5 separate regions of the Mus musculus genome follow, and all the other regions are linked to region 2. The links are chromatin loops, found by intact Hi-C in ENCODE. Cell type or tissue: gastrocnemius. All regions are shown on one strand. Region 1 holds the start of Socs2 (suppressor of cytokine signaling 2). Region 2 overlaps Cradd (CASP2 and RIPK1 domain containing adaptor with death domain). Region 3 has its middle 16 kb from the start of Gm33230. Region 4 overlaps Gm29684 (predicted gene, 29684). Region 5 has its middle 58 kb from the start of Gm29684.

Region 1 (4,000 bases), 150 kb before region 2:
TTCTGTAAGTGCATAGAATTATTTAAGAGGAAAAAAATTACTGTGGATAAAAATTGGTTCGGGGCCTTGGAATTGGCCGGTCGTGTTGTGTTTCCTTCCAGGGCCGGCAGGCGGGGCACCAGGCAAGGCTTGGAAGCCGCGCCTCTCTCAACCTCTCCTGGCCACCCTTGCCCAACTTCCCCATAGACACAGCTTCAACTAAAAGTGGCCATTGACCTTTCAAGCTTTTGAGCAGTGGGGCAACAGAACAGTATTTCAAAGAAAAATGGTTATCGAAATTTCGAATCCGGTTTTCCCATGAGTGTTTTTTTTTTGTTTTTGTTTTTCTGTTAAAAAAAAAAAAAGTAGGTCACATTCAAAGTGGGTCACGTTTCAGGAGCCGGCGTGCCTGGATGCCGGCGCGGAGGCTAGGTGGCCTCTTACAGAGTGGGAGGTGAGGGTCCCAATAGGAAAGAAGTACTGGGATCAATACGAACTCCGGGTCCCTGGCTTTGCAAGGATTCACAGAGACAAACGCACCAGGCCTGTGACCCCGCACCCCACCCGGGCACAGGTAAGGGCACCTCCTCTGTAGGGTGGCCAGGGTGGGTCTCCCGAAGGGCAAGCAGGAGTTGAGCTGAGGAGGAAAGGAGAAGCTGGGCAAGGCTGATGCAGGGGACTACCAGTTGGAGCTCCAGGGGGGAGGGATTGAGGGCAGTCTGCGCAGCTTTAAGGAGGCGCTCAGCTCGTCTCTTTCCTGGCCTTCTAGGATGCTGGCGGAGGGGACAGTCTCTGGTTCGCTTCCCGAGGTGCCCGGGAGTGGTAGTCGACCTGGGCAGTGGCGTGCTAGCTCTAGCTCTGTGTGTGTCTTAGAGAGGGAGGGACGGACATCTGAGCCCCGCCCCCTTCCCGCACGCTGGTCCTGCATCCCACATGGAGGAGAGGAGGGTCGCGTCTGGCAGGCGCACAGCGGGGTGGATGGCTGGCCTAAAGGTTCCCTCCTACGTGGAGGGCTGGGGAGAAGAGGGGCTGCTATTCGCGGGACCGAGGTGCTCAGCTGTTGCAGACACAGGGGCAGGTACTGGTGGCTTAATAGGCATTGGCTGGGGACTTCTCCTTGTTCCCGAGCACCCCGAGGTGCAGGGTCAGAGGAGGGCGGAGTCGCAGGCTTCCACCCCGCAGCCACCAGCACCAGCACCCGCACCGGCTCTCTCCACCCGGCTCCCTTGAAGCCTGCGCATTAGCGGCCGGGGCCTCTTTAAAGCGCTGGCGGGGGCTGCGGTCACGTGAGGCGGATTCCTGGAAAGTTCCTGGAAAGCGGCCTCCGCCGCGGCCGGGCGGGGCGCGAGGGGCGGGAGGCGGGGAGCGAGGGAGGCGCGTCGGGCTGGGAAGTCGCGCGCACACTCGGCTCCGGGGACAGACGGTTAACTCTTGCCAAGTCTCGCCGCCTCTGCGGCTCCCGGGCCTTGGGCTTCCCCCCTGAAGCATGAGCCTTTCCTCCCGCAGCCGCCAACGCTGCGCGGGTCTCGGACAGTGCGCGCCGGGACTCCAGGCGCGCGCCCTCAAGATCCCTTGTGCCCGGAGCCCGGAAGCTTGCGGCAGGTACCGCTCGCGAAGCCCGAAGGTTCCGCCCGGGGGGACAGTGGCCGGGAGGGCGGCGGGGTGCGAGCACGGGGGCGGCGGCGGACCGCCTGGGCGTCCGCAGTTTAGGGCGCCCCGGGAGAGTTCAAGTCGGGGCTCTGCCCCATCCGGACTCAACTGCCTCCTCTCTCCCGGGTTCCTTCTCGGTCTCGGGAAATTTTCCGAGCACCCCCACCCCCCAACAACTGCTACCCAAATTTATAATCCTAATAACCTGATCTCCCGCTCCTCCCCGCCAGCCTCCGCCCTTGCTCCCCCACCCCACCCCTTCTCTTTCTCCCATCTCCTCCGCTTCAACTGGAGGGAAACCCGGCACTGGCGAGCAGGGGTGTCAGCCTGGGGCGGAGAGGGGGGGGGGAAGCTAGGCGACGATCCCTGGGATTTTTGTCTGCCTTTGGCGCAGAAAAACTCGGTTGCTTTTACTGAGCGCAGAGCCGATTGCATCCCCAGGCATCTCCTTCCACAAATAAACGTCACCCGGGGAACTCAGACGGACACCCCTCCTTGCCCCCTGGCTCCCCCGCCCCTTGTCCGCTGGGGAGGCTGCCTAGTGCGGAGGCGGCAGTCGCGGCGGTGGAGGTAAGACCTCAGTCCCAGTTGATGGCATGGCCCGCTGCGCTCGCTGTTGCGGGCTCAGCCCCGGCCTCATTTGGAGCTCCGGCGGGGGCTGCACGCTCCGGCCGATTCCTCGACAGCGCCCGCGGCGGCAGCCGCAGGAGCCGCGGTCCGCGTTTTGGAGCGACCGCCGCTGAGCCCCCCATCCTCGTCTGGAGCGTGCTCCAGGAAGCGGCAGGAGTGGGGGTGAGGCCGCCTCCGAGGCAGGGATGCAGCGGCTGGCGCGCCGCTAGCGCACCGCAGCACCCTCGGCTGGCGACCCAGGAGCCCTGCGGCGCTTTAGGGCGTGGAACCAGGTTTTGCCGGATGCATCCTCCCAAGGGCCCTGGGGCTGCTCGAAATGTAAGATGGAAATGCCAAGTGCAGAGAACTGCCCGGTTCTTTGTGTAATGTTTTCCCCCCCACCCCCACCCCCCACTTGCCCATGACAAAGGCCTATCCATCCGGACCCGCAGGTGACTGTTTCCTGGGCTGCCTGTGTGTAATTCCAGCACACAGTTCTTCGGCGGGAAAACACCTTGTTTACTCTCATCCTGTCTCCCTCCTCACCCCTCTACTCCGGCCAACTTTAGTGTCTTGGATCTCTGCCCTTTTTACCCGTCTTTCCCCAGAGTTGGGCAGGGCGTTAGCTGGATGCTCGGGGTTAAATGGTACAGAACACGCAGGCGGAGGAGTCCCTGGGATTTTCCACGTGTCTGTTTACCCACCCCCACCTCGGCCGTAGGGGTTCAGCCCAGACTGACCCAATCTCTGTTCCATTGTTTCTTCACAGGCGATCTGTGGGTGACAGTGTCTGCGAGAGACTTTGCCACACCATTCTGCCGGAATTTGGAGAAAAAGAACCAGCCGCTTCCAGTCCCCTCCCCCTCCGCCACCATTTCGGACACCCTGCACACTCTCGTTTTGGGGTACCCTGTGACTTCCAGGCAGCACGCGAGGTCCACTGGCCCCAGCTCGGGCGACCAGCTGTCTGGGACGTGTTGACTCATCTCCCATGACCCTGCGGTGCCTGGAGCCCTCCGGGAATGGAGCGGACAGGACGCGGAGCCAGTGGGGGACCGCGGGGTTGCCGGAGGAACAGTCCCCCGAGGCGGCGCGTCTGGCGAAAGCCCTGCGCGAGCTCAGTCAAACAGGTAGGGAGCTGGCGGCTGGCGAGGAGTGCGAAACGGGGCGTCCCCATCCCCACCCTACCCAAGGCGGTGGCGGAGAGCGCGGCTGGGACGCGGGCCCAGGTTGGGGGCACTGAAAGCGATGGAACTACTACTCCTCGCGTCCGGTCTCCGCTCGGGGAACCGCAGAGAGGGATGCCCGGATCTTAGGTGACCACAAAAGCAAAGTGGAGGGACGCTGAGGCTTGGGCAAGGGCCGGGAGCGAGCTGGGCTCATTTTGGAAATGTTCCCCCAGCACCTTGGAGCCTAGGCTGCTTTCAGCCGGAGCTCCCGCTCGCTCCGGCGTGGGAGAAAAGCGGCCAGCGCCTCTCTTAACTGGCCCGGTGCGCGGGCGGCCAGTGGGCTGTGCTGCCTCCTGTCTGGGCTGTGAGCGCTCCCGAGAGCACAGCCGCCTCTGCCGCAGCCCGGGTTGATGGCAGCCAAGTTCAGACTGTATGAATCGCAGCTGCTGGGGGTGGGGGGTAGCCTGGGCCGAGTGCAGCCTGCTCCCCGCAATGCGGAAAGCACCCTACATCTGAAAGCAAAGAAGAGAAATTTATATTTTCTCCCAATAGCTCGAAAACAATTTGAGTCTTAAAAAATCTGGCTTCTGAAA
Region 2 (4,000 bases):
ACAAAAACAAAAACAAAAAACCCCAACATCTGCTGAAGGAGACCAGGTGATTTCTAGATATTTAATTTGATGAGTTGGAATTAGATGGTCAAGGGGAAATAACTGCTTTTCAATATCTAAGTGTTTTCTTCCTTGAAAAAAAATTCAGTTAAGTGTGATAAACGCCCAGGAATGAGGCCCCATCCAGCCACAGGAAAGACATTGTGGCTTTTAAGCTGCTGGCACTTTTCTTTGATGTTAATATTCTTTTCTTTTTTTAATTTTGAAGGAGCTTATTAGATGTGTTGCTTTCCCATAGGATTCCATATTGTGGTTTACTTTCAAATTATGAAATATTTTTAAAAGAGTCCGGGTGACCTTTTGCCATCAGTTTTGTTCCTGTGACACATGAGAGCAATATACAGTTTGTTCTTAGCATATAAGACTGTGTCTTAGTGACAGGCATGCTTTTGTGGTGAAAGACCCAACTGGAAAAATGTCACATGTGGTCACTCATAATCATTTGGAAATTCACTTGTCATTAAAGAATACAAAAAAGCAGCCACAGACTAGCATTGCTGGGCTATTTATGATTACTGTAGCAGTTTTGTGTGACTGGGCTCCCTTTCCTAACAGCGAGATACAAAGCAAGCAGCATCTTTGCTCGGAGGGATGTTCCTCTGATAATTTTGTTGTATGAGAGTCTACCTGCTCAAAGCAGTTGGACTTTCGGTTTTAAGCGGCTCTCTGCCTGCCGGCTGCTGTCTGCTGCTTCCAGCTTTGCCTGTGGCCTGCTAGCCAAGTAATCCTTACAACATTTTTCTTTGCTTTCTTATAAACAGTTTAGAGTCCTCCTTGCCTTTCTTGAGGCCTGCGGTAAAGTTGGAAGAGGGGAAGTCCATATGAAACTGTCCTTTGTCTTTTCCTCCATACTCTATGCAGGAGTACCCAGAGCGGCTTCTGGGGAGGTAATTTTGTCCGCCTGAGGGTTTTACAATAGGTTCTGTTGTTCTTATGCGTAGGCAAAGACATGTCTTTTTGTTTAGAGGATTTTGAAATGTGTTCCTCCACCCAGAGCACCCAAGCCCAGGCTAAGCACAGAATCCTTTTATAACTACAGGTTATGATCTGATTCACTAGAAACAAGGGCCGGTGTTAAAAACAGAGCCTAAGGATCTTGAGCCCCTCTGTAAGGATTACCAAAAGAAACCAGTGAAATGTATCAAGGAAGGAAGCTACAGTCAAAACTGTATTTCTTCTTTAAAATTCTTAAGGCTCATAGGAAGCTTTGCATCTGATTCTCAGCTACCAAAAATAATTTGTGTGTGGAAGATGCCTCAGAAATGGAATATACTTAGGCGCCCACGGCTGACTGCTTTTCAGATGTGTGGTTATCAGTTGTAGCTTGAATTTAGAGAGTACGAGATGATGCAGACAGGGTTCCTGGGGGGTTAGTTTGTTACTTTCTGAGATAGTTATTTTCTGAGATTCTGATGAGAAGCCTGACAGAATGCCTTCAACCTCTGTGACTCCCAGGAAATGCTGTTAGCTTTATTCTGGTTTCATAGTTTTGGTCAAGGTAGATTCCAGAATAAAACAGACATTTTCTTCTTAGTAAAAAGGGGACGAGGCATCCTATTCCTAGGCTCGGAACTAAGGCAAGTCTTGCGCTTACCCTACTCTGTTGCATTCTCGGGTTATCAGATTTGCAAGTCGGAGTTGGGGAAAGTTTCTATCGGGACTCAAGCAACTCAGCCTCCAGTCCTTGCTAATACCAACAACCCGAAGGCAGTTTTCTACCACCTGGGAAAGAAAAAAAAATCTTTCTAAAAGATGGCACACGGCTTGCTTTCCTGTGCACTTTCAGCAGGTCTAGAGCTGCATCTGGCCGAGTCGGGTAATCCAATCTATTTTAACGCAAAGATTTTCCGAGAAGGCAGGAAACCAGCAAGGGGGAAGGCTTTCAGGCATCTGCTGTTTCGTTTCCAGATCCCTTGTGTTAATTTAATGTTTCTAGGGAACCCGGGGTTTTTTCTCGGAATCTCTTCTCTAGGAACTGGTGTGTGCCGCGATAAGGCTAAGACTAAGGGGGCTGCAGCCGGAGGCAGCGTCCCCGCTCCAGGGTGCAGACTTTCCCCGCCGCCACCGCCACCGCCACTGCCACCGCGAGGGTGACAGCACCCTTCGAAGAGTGAGTGTTTGCCTGTGTGCAATTAGGAAAGGCAACCCCGTGAAGCGATCGACATGCCCTCACCCCATCAAAACCAGGGCAACTCGACTCTGTTGAGGAAACAAACTCCATTCCATCCCAAGCCGGAGTGAAACGTGAGCTTTGCACAAACACTGGCACTGCTTCGGGAATACCGGGAAACTCGCCTTTCTTCCAGCGGCCTCCGCAGAGCTTTGCCCAGACAGCAGTACTAGCTTGCTGGGGGTTTTAGTGTGTGAGATGAGTTTTGGTTCCGTGCTTGCAGCCAGGTGTTAGCACTGGTGTGTGTTGGGCCCTATCAGCCCTATGACCAACAGCCGGCCTGGCCTCTCCAGCGTCTCCTCTCCCGCCATGGACCTGAAGCCTCACTCAAACCTCGCTTCTGCAAAGGCGTCCTGTAGACAAAAGCCTGCCCTTAAAAATTTTAAAGACTGTATGCTATTCCTGTTTAGACTCACGCAATGGGGATAATCCATGCTGCCCTGAAAATAGGGTTGAGAACTAAGATGGAGTGAGTTCACGTGGCCCTTTAATAGTAGAAACAGAACCGGAACTCCGATAAACCCAGCATTCTGTTACTGAGTTACAGAACTATTCTACAGAATCCTAGAGGTGGACCAGAGTGTTGTCCTCTTGTCATCCCCCCCCCCCCTATGACATTCTAGCAATCTGGCTGTTTCTGATTGCTGTGGTTGTGATTGCACACAATTCCATCGCTGGAAAACTCTAATGATTGCACTGTTGTTTCGAACACTAACTGGAATTCTCTGAGAAACTGTTCTTTAAACAATGAAAGGCTAAAATTACTCTTTTCCGCATATTTTTAATTGGTGTGGATGTATTTGAAAATCATGATAAAAATGAGCTTTCTATTGTGTTCACATTTAGGTTCCAGTCCAGGCTGTGTGTGCTATGAATTATTGGGAACAATCTTTGGTTTCTAGGTAGTGCTTTGAGGTTATGTAATGAAATGTTATATTGTAATATTTTAACATTTTAAATGATTTGACACTTAATATTTATTATTTTTTTTTATGTGCTTTGGTATTTGACCTGCATGTATGTCTGTGTGAAGGTGTCAGATCCCCTGGAATTGGAGTTATAGATACTTGTTAACTGCTATATGGATGCTGGGAATTGAACCTGTTTCCTCTGAAAAAACAGCCAGTGCTTTTAACAATGGAGCCATCTCTCCAGCTCTCCTCCTCCTATTATTATTATTATTATTATTATTATTACTATTACTAATGTGTGCTCCAGAGGACAACTTCTGAACAGTTGCTACCTTCTTTGATACAGGGTCTCTCATTGGCCTGGTGCTCATGGATTAGGCTAGCAAGCGCCAGGATACCTTGTCTCTGTCTCCCAGGAACGGCATTCCAAGCCTAGGCCACTGTCCTGACATTTTGTGTGGTTCTGAAGATCTGTTTCAGGGCTTCATGCTTATAAGCAGCAGTTCCCAACGTGTGGGTCCAGATCTCTTTGGGAGCCGAAAGGGCCTTTCACAGGGGTCACAGGTCAGATACCCTGAATGTTGCATATTTATATTACAATTCATAGCAGCTGCAAAACTACAGCTATGAAGTAGCAATGAAATAATCTTACAGTTGGGGGGAGGTCACCACAGCATGAGGAACTGTCTGAAAGGGTCGCAGCATTAGGGAGGTTGCGAGCCACTGTTTATAAGGCAAGCTCTCTATTGAGAGAGCAATCTTCCTGGTCATATCTTGATCTTTATAGTATCCAAAAAAAAATTATTTTTCTGTGTAACTGAGTTAAGTTGGAATCACTAAGTAAAGATAAGTGAGTTTA
Region 3 (4,000 bases), 130 kb before region 2:
ACCAGATTAGTCCCACAACTTAGGAAAAACGGGGTACCTTTTCCTCAAGTTTCTAATAACATTTCTTAGTCTGGCTGAGAGGGAGGACTCAGGTTAGTCTTGAAGGTCTGATTGCTGTTTGCTGTTCTATTCTGTTTTTTGTTGTTGTTGTTTTGTTTTGTTTTTTTTCAAGAAGAGCCGGGTTGGGAGAAACAGACTGTTGTTGAAAGTTAGCCTCCCAGTTCAGGCGAGCAAATCACAGTCTTTTTCTTCATTTATGTCCTAAGTATCTTGGATGCGAGTTAAGACGCTATTATAAAGGAATGAAACAGAGAGAGAGGTAGAGAGAGAGAGAGACAGACAGACAGACAGACAGACAGACAGACAGAGACAGACAGAGGGAACCTGGTGATACACGCATTACTTTTTCTTTAAACTCCCTGGCTTCTCTCTAAGGCCAGCGGGTGGATAGCAAGTCTTTACTTGTTGGCAGTACACTGAAGCCTCTTGGAACAAAATGACTATTGAAAACAAAAAAGCAGCTTCGTGAGATACACTTCAGCTAGGGAGCCCAGGAGTAAATATTTTAGATTTGGAAGAACTTTAAAAAAAAAAAAAAAAGCTACAGATCTTCTGAAAGACTTGCCATTTAATTAGTAGGTTAATGAGGCCTTAGGACCGAAAACTTGGTCTGGTTAAAGCACCCACAAAAACTCAAGTAGAACCTGGAAGCAATTCGACCTTGATTTACAAACATGGTGAGGACTAGGGCCAGCTTTGGCTATTTCGAGGAACTGGATAGGGAGAGGGATCAATCAGGGAGAAAGCTGTGTGTGTGTGTGTGTGTGTGAGAGAGAGAGAGAGAGAGAGAGAGAGAGAGAGAGAGAGAGAGAGAGAGAGAGAGAGAGAGAGAGATCTCCTCTCCGGTCTCCATTCTTTCTGCGGGGAGGAGGGGGGGCTACGCTGTCTGGGGCTCGCCCTGGCTGAGCAGAGGGAAGGGCTGAGGTGCCACCGGCTGACGGCTGACGCAGAAGACGTTCTTTTTCTGCAGCCATCTGGGAGTGGCAGCTCCTCCTGGCGTCCAGGCGCCCTGCGGGTCTCAGGGGGTGGGGTGGGGTCCTTATGTCAGGCCACAGCTACAGAGGAGATGTCACCAAATGCGCATTGCGCTGAGCGCACGGCGCCGCTTTCCTCTACAGTGAATGGGTTAACACCTTCTTCTACACCCACCCCTCTGCCCCCACCGTTTACCTCCTACAAACAGAGTTGGGAACCTGGCTGCCACTGTCTGCAAACAAAGCACCTCTCTTGTTTCTGTTAATCCAAAGTAAATATAATCTTCTATTAGCTAGTTTCTCAGTTATTCTGACAGCAACCTACTCGGGGTTAAAAAAAATATCTAGCTAGTTCAGCAAGTCACTATGACGGAGGGACGGGACTGCCTACCTCCTTCCCCACTCCATCCCCTAGGACCTCTTATCTATTTGTAAAAAACTATTTCAGAATGTTCTAATGTCATAGAAGCATCTAATTTTAATCACTTTTTAAAAAGCACACACAAGCAGTATCATGCGTACATACATTCTGCTCTTTAATTTGCTTCTCAGGTTTGCTGTTTGGGGTCTGGATAGCTTTTCATGTCCTTACTCAGATCCCAGCTCTTTACATATTCCAGCCCATGAACACACTTGTTGACAGGCTTGGTCCCCATCAGTGGACGGTTAGGTTGTCTCTGCCCTCACAAACAACAGTGTATTAAAGCCTCTGGGCTTATGAATGTTCTGTGTGTTTATGGGCACAAACACACGGAGTAAATCCCTGCCCCTGGAACTTTTTTGGTGACGGGGTACTCACATGGGACATGTTAGAAGGTTTTCAAAGGCGGGTAGTCCTAGCAATATTTCAGACATAAATAAGTTATTATCTTTCACATCTCCAGCCTTTACCAGGCTTTCTTGAAAACAGTTAATATTTAAATGACACATTTGTTACCGAGAGCAAATCAGCTTGTGTTAAGTTGCTAATTAAGTGTCTTTAAAGTTAAATTTCAAGTCCCAAACAGAGGTCTCTGGAGTGTGCAATTCTCTGCCAGGGCCTTTAGAAACTAGCAAGAAGCCAGCCGTGACAAACTCATCCCAGTCTCCAGGGACATCAACGGCTGTGGCATGTGGCTCTGGAAAACTAGCTGCTTTGAGAAACTCTAGGGTGGGATTGGGAAGGGGTTTGTTTCATGTGTAAGAGTGTTGTCACCAATTAATTCACTTCAGAAACACTGACTAAACACAACCATAGCAAAAGTTTCTCCTCCCCCTGCCTTTCTTTGTACCAGCCTCCCGACACCAGATGGGAGCCCGGTTCTAGGAACCACAAAATTAATTTCCTGCCACTGAAAGGTGATCCAGCAAGGGGATTAGCTTTGCCTGAGGGTGGCTATACACTATATCTAGATCTTGCCCCCAAAGGGATATTTGGCTTGCTTGTGAGTTTAGTGGCTCAAAGCGTTCCACCTGCACCAAACGGTCCATTTAGCTCCTCACTTGAGTTTTCTAGGTAGAAACATTACAGATGAAACCAGGTTCCAATGGATGAGTCAAGTTTTAGAACTTGGGATTCAAGCTGCTATTAAATTGCATTATCGGCAATCCTAGTAGCACTGCCCCCTCCCCCATAGCCTTTTAGATTATAGTCAACCTTGAGGGTGGGGGTTGTGTAGAGTGTTGACAGTTGTCATAATTCCTCAAATAACCACTTGACTGAAAAAAATGGCTATTTTAAAAGCAAACTCCCTCACTCTCAAAACTCAAAGACAGTCACATTGGGATGGGGGGGGGGGTGTCTGGGTGGCATCCAAGAGGAAAACAAAGAAAAACAAACAGCAAAACTCAAACCAAACCAGTTAAAACAAAAAGAAACTTCCCATTCTAGGTCCAAAATTGTGCTTTCAGATAGAGGAGACAAATCAACAGGGCTGAGGAACCTGCTAATAAAAGCCTCTGATTTCAAACCAGTGTCCAGTAATACAGGAGGGGCACATTGGAAGAGTGAGGGAGGCGAAATGATGTCCTGAAATAGAATGGTCCTCTCAACGGTCAGGAAGCACCTGGGGACTTACTTGCTTAGAAATTCAGACAGAAATTGTTTCTGCAATTAGTGGGAAATGAGGCTTCTAAGCGCCAACGCCTTTAATATTTTCATGCCTTTATCTGCCTTTTCCATCAACGTGAATTACAGTGACAATGCATTCAAGTTAATAATACCAAATGTAACTTGGGTTGCAAGGGTGGGGCAGATGATGTCAAGCTAGGAAGGACACTTAGACTGGACACTTGGCTTTAACTCCGAATCTCCCTTTCCTGCTTTGCCCAGAGCCTGCACACCCAGCCTGCGGGGCTTTCATTTTTACAGCTCCTTTCAAGATTCTGTTTAAAAGTCGAAAAGTGAAACAAAGATGTTTTAATTGTTACAACGTCTACCACCTCTTTTAATTTTTTTCTTTTTTCTTTCTTAACATCCATAAAGACTTTAGTCCAGGGGTTCTCACCCTTCCTAATGCTGAGACCCTTTAATACAGTTCCTCATATTGTGGTGACTCCCCCCCAACCATAAAATTATTTTTGTTGCTACTTTATAGCTGCAATTTTGCTACTGTTATGAATCACAATATAAATAACTGGTATGCAGGATATGTGGTATGGGACCCTATGAAAGGGTCACTTTCGTCCCACCCCGCAAGGGGTCACCACCACAGGTTGAGAAACACCTGCTTTAGAAGCTATTCTTTTCCAAAGTCCTTTACTAGCAACTGACCAGGGTTCTTTTTTTCTTTTTCTTTTTCTTTTTTTTACTTATTCACTTTACTCCCACTTACTGCCCCCCTTCTTGTCACCCCCTCCCACAATCCTTTCCCCTTCTCCTCTGAGTGAGTGGGGACACCCCCGTGTCCCCCACCCCCCTATGACAAGGGTTCTTACTAGGATTTTTCCTCTCCCTAAGAAGTGTTCCAACTCGTGTTTCTTTAGAT
Region 4 (4,000 bases), 130 kb after region 2:
AGCAGAGCCTCTCTCTGTCTGAGCTGGTCTCTGTTTTACCCATAAGGAAAGGGACTTTGAGTGGCAGTTCCCTTCTTAGCCCTGATCTGTATTTCTCTACTAAAGCCTGCCTATTCTTAAATCACTGGAGTCGTTTCTACGGTGGCCCCATTTAAGAGTTCCCAGATATTTGTCTGAGTCATCTGCTGGGTGGAGCTTCTCAAAGGACATCTTGCTCCTGTCTGCAAGCATAACAGAGTATCCTTAATAGGCTTAGGAGTTAGTGCTTGCCCCTGGGACAGGTCTCAAGTAGGGCTGGTTATTGGTTGGGCATTCCCTCAGTCTCTCCTCCATTCCCCATGCCTGTATTACATGTAAACAGGATTCATTTTAGGTTGAAAATTTTGTGGGTGGGTTGATGTCCCTATCTCTCCAAAGGGGTTCCTGTCTGGCTACAGAAGGTGGCCTTTTCCGGTTCCATATCACCAATGTTGTGAGTCACAGCTAAAGTCACCCTACACTGCTTCTTGGGCATATCCCTCATCCCAGGTCTCTGTCTTGTCCTAGAGATGCCCTGCACCTCCTCACTCTGGTCAGTTGCAGATTTCCATTCATTTTCATGGCCATCTCTCCTGTCTTTCCCCACACCTGATCCTGAATCCCCCATTCCCCTCCCTATATCCCTCCCTCCTAGTTCACTCCCTCCATCTTCATCTTATGACTATTTTATACAGATACCCACAGCCAAACAGTGGACAGAGCTTGGGGACTCTTATGGAAGAATAACAAGGATTGCAGACTCTGAAGGGGATAGGAATTCCACAGGAAGACCAACCTGGACCCTTGGGGCTGTCAGAGTCTGAGCCATCAACCAAAGAACATAAACAGGCTGGACCTAGGTAGGCCTCCCCACACATATATACCAGGTGTGCAGCTTGGTCTTCATGTGAGTCCAAACAACTGGAGAGGGTGCTATCCCAAAATCTGTTGCCTATACATAGGTTATGTTCTATTAGCTGGGCTGCCTTTTCTGGCTTCAGTGAGAGAGGAAGTGCCTAGCCTTGCAGAGACTTGAAGTGCCAGGGTAAGGGGATAACCCAGGGCATAACCATCTGCTCAGAGAAGAAGGGGAGGAGGGAGGAGGGAGGAGGGAAGGATTGTGGGAGGCTGTGGAGGGGCAGTGAGTAGGATGTAAAGTGAATAAGTAAAAAAAAAAAAAAATTAAATAAAAAAAATCCAGATAAAAGCCAGTGTGATCTTTAAATTCCTCTTGCCAAATAATACTCTTTGACAGGGTGAGACCAAATATTTTAGACCCAATCCAATAGCAGAACAAGGCACCCCTCTCCACTCCCCCCCCCCCATTCCCACATGGTGTGGTCATTAGTAGCTCTTCGGTTTTCAAAGGATTGGAATCGGAACAGTAAAATGGACTCCGTTGCCACAATCTCGTGGAAACGTTCTTGTTGTTGACGATGGTTCAGAATCACTTTGCTAGCTGCTTTGGCTTCAGGGCTGTCATCTTGAGGAGCAGAAGCCCTGGCATCCAACAGCAGAGGCTTCTTGAGTTGCGAGCGCCCTTCTCTTTTACCCACAGATGGAGGTCAGGGTGGCCTAACCCCGAGGAAGGCTTGGCAGCTTTCTGAGGGTGGAGATGAGAACTGGGCCTTCTGACAAAAAAACGCCTGTGCAGGCTGGGCCTGCCAGCTGCTGTGTCCTGGGAAGAGGCTGCTTTTGCTTAACCCCTGCCATCTGGGTGGCAAATGTCCTCCTCCCAGGTCCCTGAGGACTCACCTTTAAAGGAGATTGCAGGACCTTCAGTCTCTCTCTCTCTCTCTCTCTCTCTCTCTCTCTCTCTCTCTCTCTGTCTGTCTCTCCCTCCCTCCCTCCTCTCTTTCTCCCTCCTTCCTTTCCCCTCCTCCTCCCTCCCTTTCTCTCCCTCCCTCCCCATCCCATGCTCCCCCACATGTGTGTGTGTGTGTGTGTGTGTGTGTGTGTGTGTGTGAGAGAGAGAGAGAGAGAGAGAGAGAGAGAGAGAGAGAGAGAGGAGAGAGAGTCTACACTTTCACTAAGTATAATTTCTCTCGTACCATCCACTCTTTTCTTTTGTTTAGAGACAGAATCTTTTCTGGTCTGGAACTGGACAAGAAGGCTAAGCGAGTTGGCTAACAAGCCTAGGGTAGTGCTTGTTTCTGCTCCCCAGCCCTGCGATTACAACTATTTGCCATCATGTCCAGCTCTTTAAAAAGTAGATTCTGACATCAAACTCTGGTCTCTTATGCTTGCAAGGCAAGCAATTTGTCATCTGAGCTGGCTGTTTAATCCCCACCTTTTCTTCCTTTGCTTCTTAGCCATGGGATGAATAGTTTGCTCTGCTATCCACACACCTCCAAGGCAAACCAGAAACCAGATCCGGGGCCTAACAGCCATGGGTCTCTCTGATAATGGGTTGAAACTATGAGCCATACCAAACCTCTTCATTTTATGAGTCATTTGTTACATCGACAGAACTATGTCATGTTAGACCAGGAAGCAGGCCCTTCCTCAAATCCCAGGGGAGAGCAGAAGAGACACTGTGGGAAGCCACATGTGCCATTGCAGGGTGGTGCTGGCTACCGTTGGCCATCATGCATACATAGGCAGTAAAGTTTTTTGCCAAGATGAGGTTTTGAGAATTAACCAATCGGATGAGAGAGAAGTTAACCAATCAGATGAGAGAGAAGTTACCAATCAGATGTAGGCATGCAAATGAGGTGGTAAGCATAACCCATGCATAGCACCAGTTCTGGGCTGGGGTCTCTTTGCTTCTGCAATCAAGCTCTCCCAATAAATGTGTGCAGAAGGATCCTGTTGCAGCATCGTTCTTGCTGGCGAGTCAGGGCGAGTGTAAGAAGACACATAAAACATTTCACTATGCAAACACCCTACTTCAGACACTGAGGACTCTCAGATCAGTTACATACAACACTATTAGGAAACAGCCAACATTTACTGAGAAACCCCTTAGCCCGGGCACAAACAGTTCCCCAATCAGTCTTTAACACTTCCTACAGAGGGTGGATAGTGTCACTATTTGCTAGCACTATTAAGAATTATAGCAACATTAGTATTATTAGAGATACTAACCGTCACATAATTTCAGGGACGCAGAGTAATGATTTAAGACATTAAGCCGTTGCCTGTTAAGTCAGTTGATAAGCGAATGTGACAGTTGAGATTCATTTCCAGCCTTCCTTGCCTCCAGACACCTTCTGTGCCCTTTGTGTCACAGTGCAGGTCCCAAAGCCCAGCGGCACTGCTCACCACGGACAGGGTCCTGGGAGAGTGACTTCACTCCCCTGTGTCTTTTCACCATGTGTAGAGAGTGGGTAGGAGCAGTGTCTCGATCAGAGTCGTATAGGATCAGTGAGTTTTTATTAGGGAGACTTATCATCATTACCAGTGTTATGATTTTACCTATGTCAAAGGAGCTGACTGGGCATGGCAGCTGTCAGCGTTGTCTGGAGGATACAGAGGACGAAGAGTCTTCCCTTCTCTTCATCCTTCCTATCCCTAGTAAGTCGTTATTTGGCTCTGAGGTAGACCCTCCAAGACGGTCACCTCTAGATCAGCAGGGCTGTATATGGAGCCCAGATCATGGGAGAATATGTTCTTCCTTTGTGTCCATCGAGGTTCCTCCCACTGAAATGTGTCCTACAATAATAATAACAACAACACCTACAGTTGATAGCATCTCCTAAGGAAGGCATCCTGGGTCAAGCTCTGCTCTGGTGCTTTCCATATTTTGGCTTATCTGATCCTCGAGCAATCTCAAGAGGTAGCTAATGCAATCATCCTTACAGACAGCTAAGGAACTCAGGCACAGGGGCGCAAATTTACTTGTTCAAGGGCCAAAGGTGGCTTTGCTGAAGTTCAGAACACAACAGTGTCACAACATGGGTTTGTGTAGAAGTTAGGTCCAGTTCTTCCTCCCAGGCCCAAGCTCCCAGAACTAAGACTCAGATTCAAAATATATTTACAG
Region 5 (4,000 bases), 180 kb after region 2:
CCCCGATTGGCTTCTTGGGGTTGCGGTTTGACTGTGCTTACTTATTAAAGTTTGCCCTGGCATCTGTTTTTCAAATGCCCCAGATGAGCACCATGAACAAGCCCTGCTGAAATCCCAACACAACAGAGAAGTAGACTCAAGGTGGGGTTCTAGAAAACCAGAGAGCTGATAGTTACCCAGGCATGATCAGTGAAGGAGTGGGATGCAGGGTTTCCCCACGTTAGACAAGGAGCAACAGCAGGGAGCATTTTCTGGAATCTAGAGGCTTGGGGAATGGATTGCTTTATAGGAGTTAGAGAGTTTCCATAAGGATTGTAGTGAAGTGGAAACGTAAGAGTTCTTCGGAAAGTCGGTTGGATGGTGTTTTGCTGGGGCAAACATGTGAAGGAATGTTTAGCTGAAGTGGACACATGAAAAAGAACGTTCTGCTAAAGCAAGAAGGTGAAAGGACATATGATGAAGGATTCCTCACTAGCAAAGCATGTATTGGTCCACCTTCCTTTGTGTAGTTGAGCTGCATTTGTCAAGACTCCATAGAGAGAAACATGCCGAAAAACTTTGGGTGGTGTGCTGCAGTTTCTTGCCAATTCCAAGGACTTGGGCTGATTGGCAGAGTGGTGTCAGCTGAGACAGACACATGTGCTGAGGCGAGACCTGTGGAGGACACATATTTGCAGGGAGTATAAAAAGGACTCAATGGACAGTGATGGAGGCTGAGCTAGGCTTGCTTATAGAGCTAGCTGTGCAATGCTTGTTGGTCTTGTGTCTCCACTGTCTTCACTGATCTTCACTTTGCTGAGAGAGGCACAGCCAAGAACTTCTGCCATCCCTCCTACTGACTTGTGCCAAGGCTGAGGCCTGGCTGTCTCTGCTAGGTCATGCCACCGCTGCTGATTCCTGTTTGCTAACTCTAACTTTACTGAACTGGTCTGCTGGTGTCTCAGTTAAAGTGCCTGTGAGTGGATCAGGCTGCTGTAGCTAACCTGTGAACAGAACTGTCAATTTCCAGACGACACAGATGGGAGTTGCTCCAAAGAACCCCTCTAAACAGGTCCACTGCCTTTGTATCCTTTCTTTTCCACTGCCTATGGTGGGTTGGTGGGTTGAAAGGGAGGTTAAAGCATTTAATAACCATCATTAAAAATAGACTTTGAAAAAATTAGAGTTATACGGTAACCATAGGCAGGTTCCCAGGTAACAGGAACTCAGCACTCTAAATTCACTAGTCTGCCCCCACCCAATCCGAAGCTTACTGGTGTTGAACTCAATTGGAAACCGAGGGGTTTGTGGGCATGTTGAAAGCTCGTGTGTGTCCCACACAGGGAGGATGAGAGTGGCAGGACTGAGAGGAGATGTCTCCAGACAAAAGCCAGAAACCAGCTTTGGTGTGGTGGCAGCGAGCCTTCTGCCTAGGTTTGCCAGAAGCAACAATCCTAAAAGAAAATAGCAAGTCAGCAAACCAACGAGCAGTTTCCTTCCAAGGATCTGCTGCTTCAGGGCCGAAGCGCGTCTGTCAGCCATGGTTACACTGAGCCCTCTGCATCTCTTAGCCTCAAACTCCCCCAAGTGGCAGCTTCATCCTCCAGCTAGTCCACCTGATCCCTTCTGAGTGCTGTACTCGGCGTAGTCAGAGACAGGACAGCCATCTGTCCTGTCAGGCTTCACGCAGGAGGGAGAAAACCTCTCCAGAACATCTCGGAAGATTCTTATTAACAGCCATGGTTGTGAGAAGAGAATGCTGAACAAGCCCTGGGTTCTGCTGGAAAGGGAGGAGCCTGCTACACATTCCCCCCTTTCTTTCTTGGCGGAATCTTTTTATGAAGTCCAGGCTGGCTCTGAGTGTACCCTGCCTTCTCTGTGCTGGTTTAGAGGCATATGCACCCTACCCCACCCACTTCATTTAACTTCAAACTACAAACTGAGTTAGCTCCCTGATGCATACGTCGGATTACTACATCATTCTTCTCTTCGTAGAACCCTGCCACCCTGGCATACAGTCAGTACCATTGTTCTGGAACCCCAGTGAGACACCCCAGTCTCCCTCCTCTGCCGACTCCCTATCTGTCTTTATAATACACAGTCACGCCCTTCCCACGGCCGTTCACTTTGTGGGTTCTTTCATGACCTTGGTATGGAGAGCCCTGCATCATTGGCCTTCCTCAGCTTGTTGTAGGAAATACCACATGCATGTGACATCCCGGGAGCCTTCCCATGGCCTGCTGTGTGCTCCATGACAGCTTGTGTTTGTCTGTAGGGCTTCTGTGAATCCCAATAACCTGTCTTCTAAATAGTCTCTCCTGGTTTCTAGGATGGAAGGAGGAGCCTGTACTTATTGAAGGCATGGCTGGAAGCCTGGGTCAGCACTCAGCTTCTAGCAATCAGGCAGCCTGGGATGGACTCTTCTTGGCTTTGTTGTTGTTTTCTAGTGACCCTAGGCAAGTTATTTAACTCCCCTGCGTATCTGTGTCCCCACGCGTCAGTAGGAACCTAATATTAACAACCTAATGGGATTTATGATGAACGTCAAGCAAGGTGACTTATGTAAAGTACTTAGCAGAGCGCCTGGTACAGGGTCATTGCACAGTGAGTATTTGCAGACTGAATGGTGATGAGATAAAATATGTTTAAACAGAACTGAGTCTTTTCCACTATTCTGGAGTGCCACATTATGCCCTAATATACTTGCCCGGATAGAGGTCTGTCAAGGCCAATCTTTTCTATGTGACTGGGAAGGGGAAAAACGTAGCTGTCTGCTGATCTCCTAGCACCGTTACCAACTGTGATGCTGCTCAGATCTGCCACTACAGATTGAGCCTCTCAACTGTGCCAGCAATTAACCAATACTTACTAAGCAGAAAGGCAGGTTTGAGAGCAAGGGACTCGCTTCCTGCCACACACACTTCAGTCTCATCCATTAGTCAGCATATAAACAGCAAATACATTAGCCTTCAAAAGAACCTCGGAGGATGGGTGGCACTTACTCAAGAGGAACAGGAAGAAAGAAAGATTACCCAGATAATGGGAAGAAAAGAGAAGTGGGAGCTCAATCAATAGAGGAGGGCAGTGTGGGCACATCGGTGAGTGGCAGCAGAGTCTTGCAAGAAGAAAGTCTTGGATAGCTTCCTTAAAAAAAAAAAAAAAAGGTGAACTACCTTAAATTAATGTTTTGTCACAGAAGTATAGAACCAGGAAGGAATTTTAAATCCTCTTGTTTGAAGAAACTGGAGCTCAGAAAGGGAGTTTTGACCAAAGTCACCTCATTGGTCGACACCCCCAGATTTCTCTTGCCTTAGGCTGTACATTTCCTTTACTAAAGCGGCTCTTGAAGAGTTTAGACTATTCGGCTTCTTAAAGCGACACTGAGGTAGCTTATTAGGAAAGTTTCGTCATGGGTGGGGAGGAGAGAGAATAATGGGTGTGGAGAACAGGGACTGAGAAGGGAGGAGGTCGCTGGGAGGAAAGTCGTCAGCCTCTTCTAATGCTCCCTTCCTTCTGTAGAGAGCCTAAGCCATATATTCATACTGAAGGGTGAATGACGCCAAGCCATTCTCAAATGGTGTCTGCTAGGAAGGGTGTGTGGTCATAAGGACAAGCTTATGAAGACCTCTCTCTAATCCCATCTGCCTCAGTGTCATGCCATAACTTCAGGAAAACTCCCCTACCAAGGGAACCACCCAGAACATTCTAAAGGGACGATTCTTAAGATATTTGGGGACAGGTGCCACACCATGACCCTCGTCTCATGCCTCAGTTATTCAGGCTAAACATAATTCATTCTTTCTGCTGCTCCCACCCAGTTTACCCTTGTTGTCCTGCTCCGGATGAGTGGCCATCTGTCCCTGTCTATTTCAAAGAACCATGAATGGTACATTTAAGACCAGTTGTGCAGGAAGCTTGGGACAGTCCCCTCCCACTCACCCACCCCCATGGTTCACGGGAAGTTTCTATTAACAGAGTCTGAGTAACAGGGCCTCTTCCGAAGCTCATAGGCAAGCAGCTA

The links. A loop is a pair of places that touch in the nucleus more often than their neighbours do. Peaks named below come from ENCODE experiments on the same cell type or tissue, not always from the same donor. Only the 100,000 strongest peaks of a DNase experiment are listed, where the experiment ranks them.
Region 1: a loop joins it to region 2, with 6 times the contacts of the local background. A loop is called at or near these places in 17 of 42 quality-filtered maps.
Region 3: it touches region 2 in a loop (2.9-fold over the local background); 4 of 42 quality-filtered maps call a loop at or near these places.
Region 4: it touches region 2 in a loop (3-fold over the local background); 5 of 42 quality-filtered maps call a loop at or near these places.
Region 5: it touches region 2 in a loop (2.3-fold over the local background); 2 of 42 quality-filtered maps call a loop at or near these places.

The regions. Positions count from the first base shown.
Region 1 is chr10:95,414,199-95,418,198 of GRCm38, reverse strand. It overlaps Socs2 (suppressor of cytokine signaling 2), which reads left to right and starts at 1,342. Exons shown (of 3, transcript NM_007706.4): 1 at 1,342-1,581; 2 at 3,008-3,368. The coding sequence starts at 3,230. It overlaps Gm33230 (a long non-coding RNA gene), which reads right to left. Exons shown (of 2, transcript XR_380696.3): 2 at 3,596-3,919. It overlaps 5730420D15Rik (RIKEN cDNA 5730420D15 gene), which reads right to left and starts at 824. Exons shown (of 5, transcript NR_045339.1): 1 at 520-824. In gastrocnemius, CTCF peaks have their summits at 2,493 (motif pointing left) and 3,734; DNase peaks (open chromatin) are centred at 2,357, 3,026, 3,435, 3,710 and 4 more places; H3K4me3 peaks cover 4,000 bases; H3K27ac peaks cover 4,000 bases.
Region 2 is chr10:95,263,062-95,267,061 of GRCm38, reverse strand. The region is part of intron 2 of Cradd (CASP2 and RIPK1 domain containing adaptor with death domain); the gene reads left to right. Among named protein-coding and RNA genes, the nearest start is that of Cradd, 59 kb to the left of the region's middle. In gastrocnemius, no CTCF peak of the experiment used is centred here; a DNase peak (open chromatin) is centred at 2,192; H3K4me3 peaks cover 4,000 bases; H3K27ac peaks cover 4,000 bases.
Region 3 is chr10:95,395,777-95,399,776 of GRCm38, reverse strand. It overlaps a transcript of Socs2 not described here. Among named protein-coding and RNA genes, the nearest start is that of Gm33230, 16 kb to the left of the region's middle. In gastrocnemius, CTCF peaks have their summits at 2,097 and 2,299; a DNase peak (open chromatin) is centred at 1,045; H3K4me3 peaks cover 2,868 bases; H3K27ac peaks cover 4,000 bases.
Region 4 is chr10:95,137,457-95,141,456 of GRCm38, reverse strand. The region is part of intron 2 of Gm29684 (predicted gene, 29684); the gene reads left to right. Among named protein-coding and RNA genes, the nearest start is that of Gm29684, 6.4 kb to the left of the region's middle. In gastrocnemius, no CTCF peak of the experiment used is centred here; DNase peaks (open chromatin) are centred at 1,096 and 1,652; H3K4me3 peaks cover 585 bases; H3K27ac peaks cover 2,850 bases.
Region 5 is chr10:95,085,898-95,089,897 of GRCm38, reverse strand. No RefSeq gene overlaps it. Among named protein-coding and RNA genes, the nearest start is that of Gm29684, 58 kb to the left of the region's middle. In gastrocnemius, a CTCF peak has its summit at 1,561; a DNase peak (open chromatin) is centred at 1,568; H3K4me3 peaks cover 249 bases; H3K27ac peaks cover 822 bases.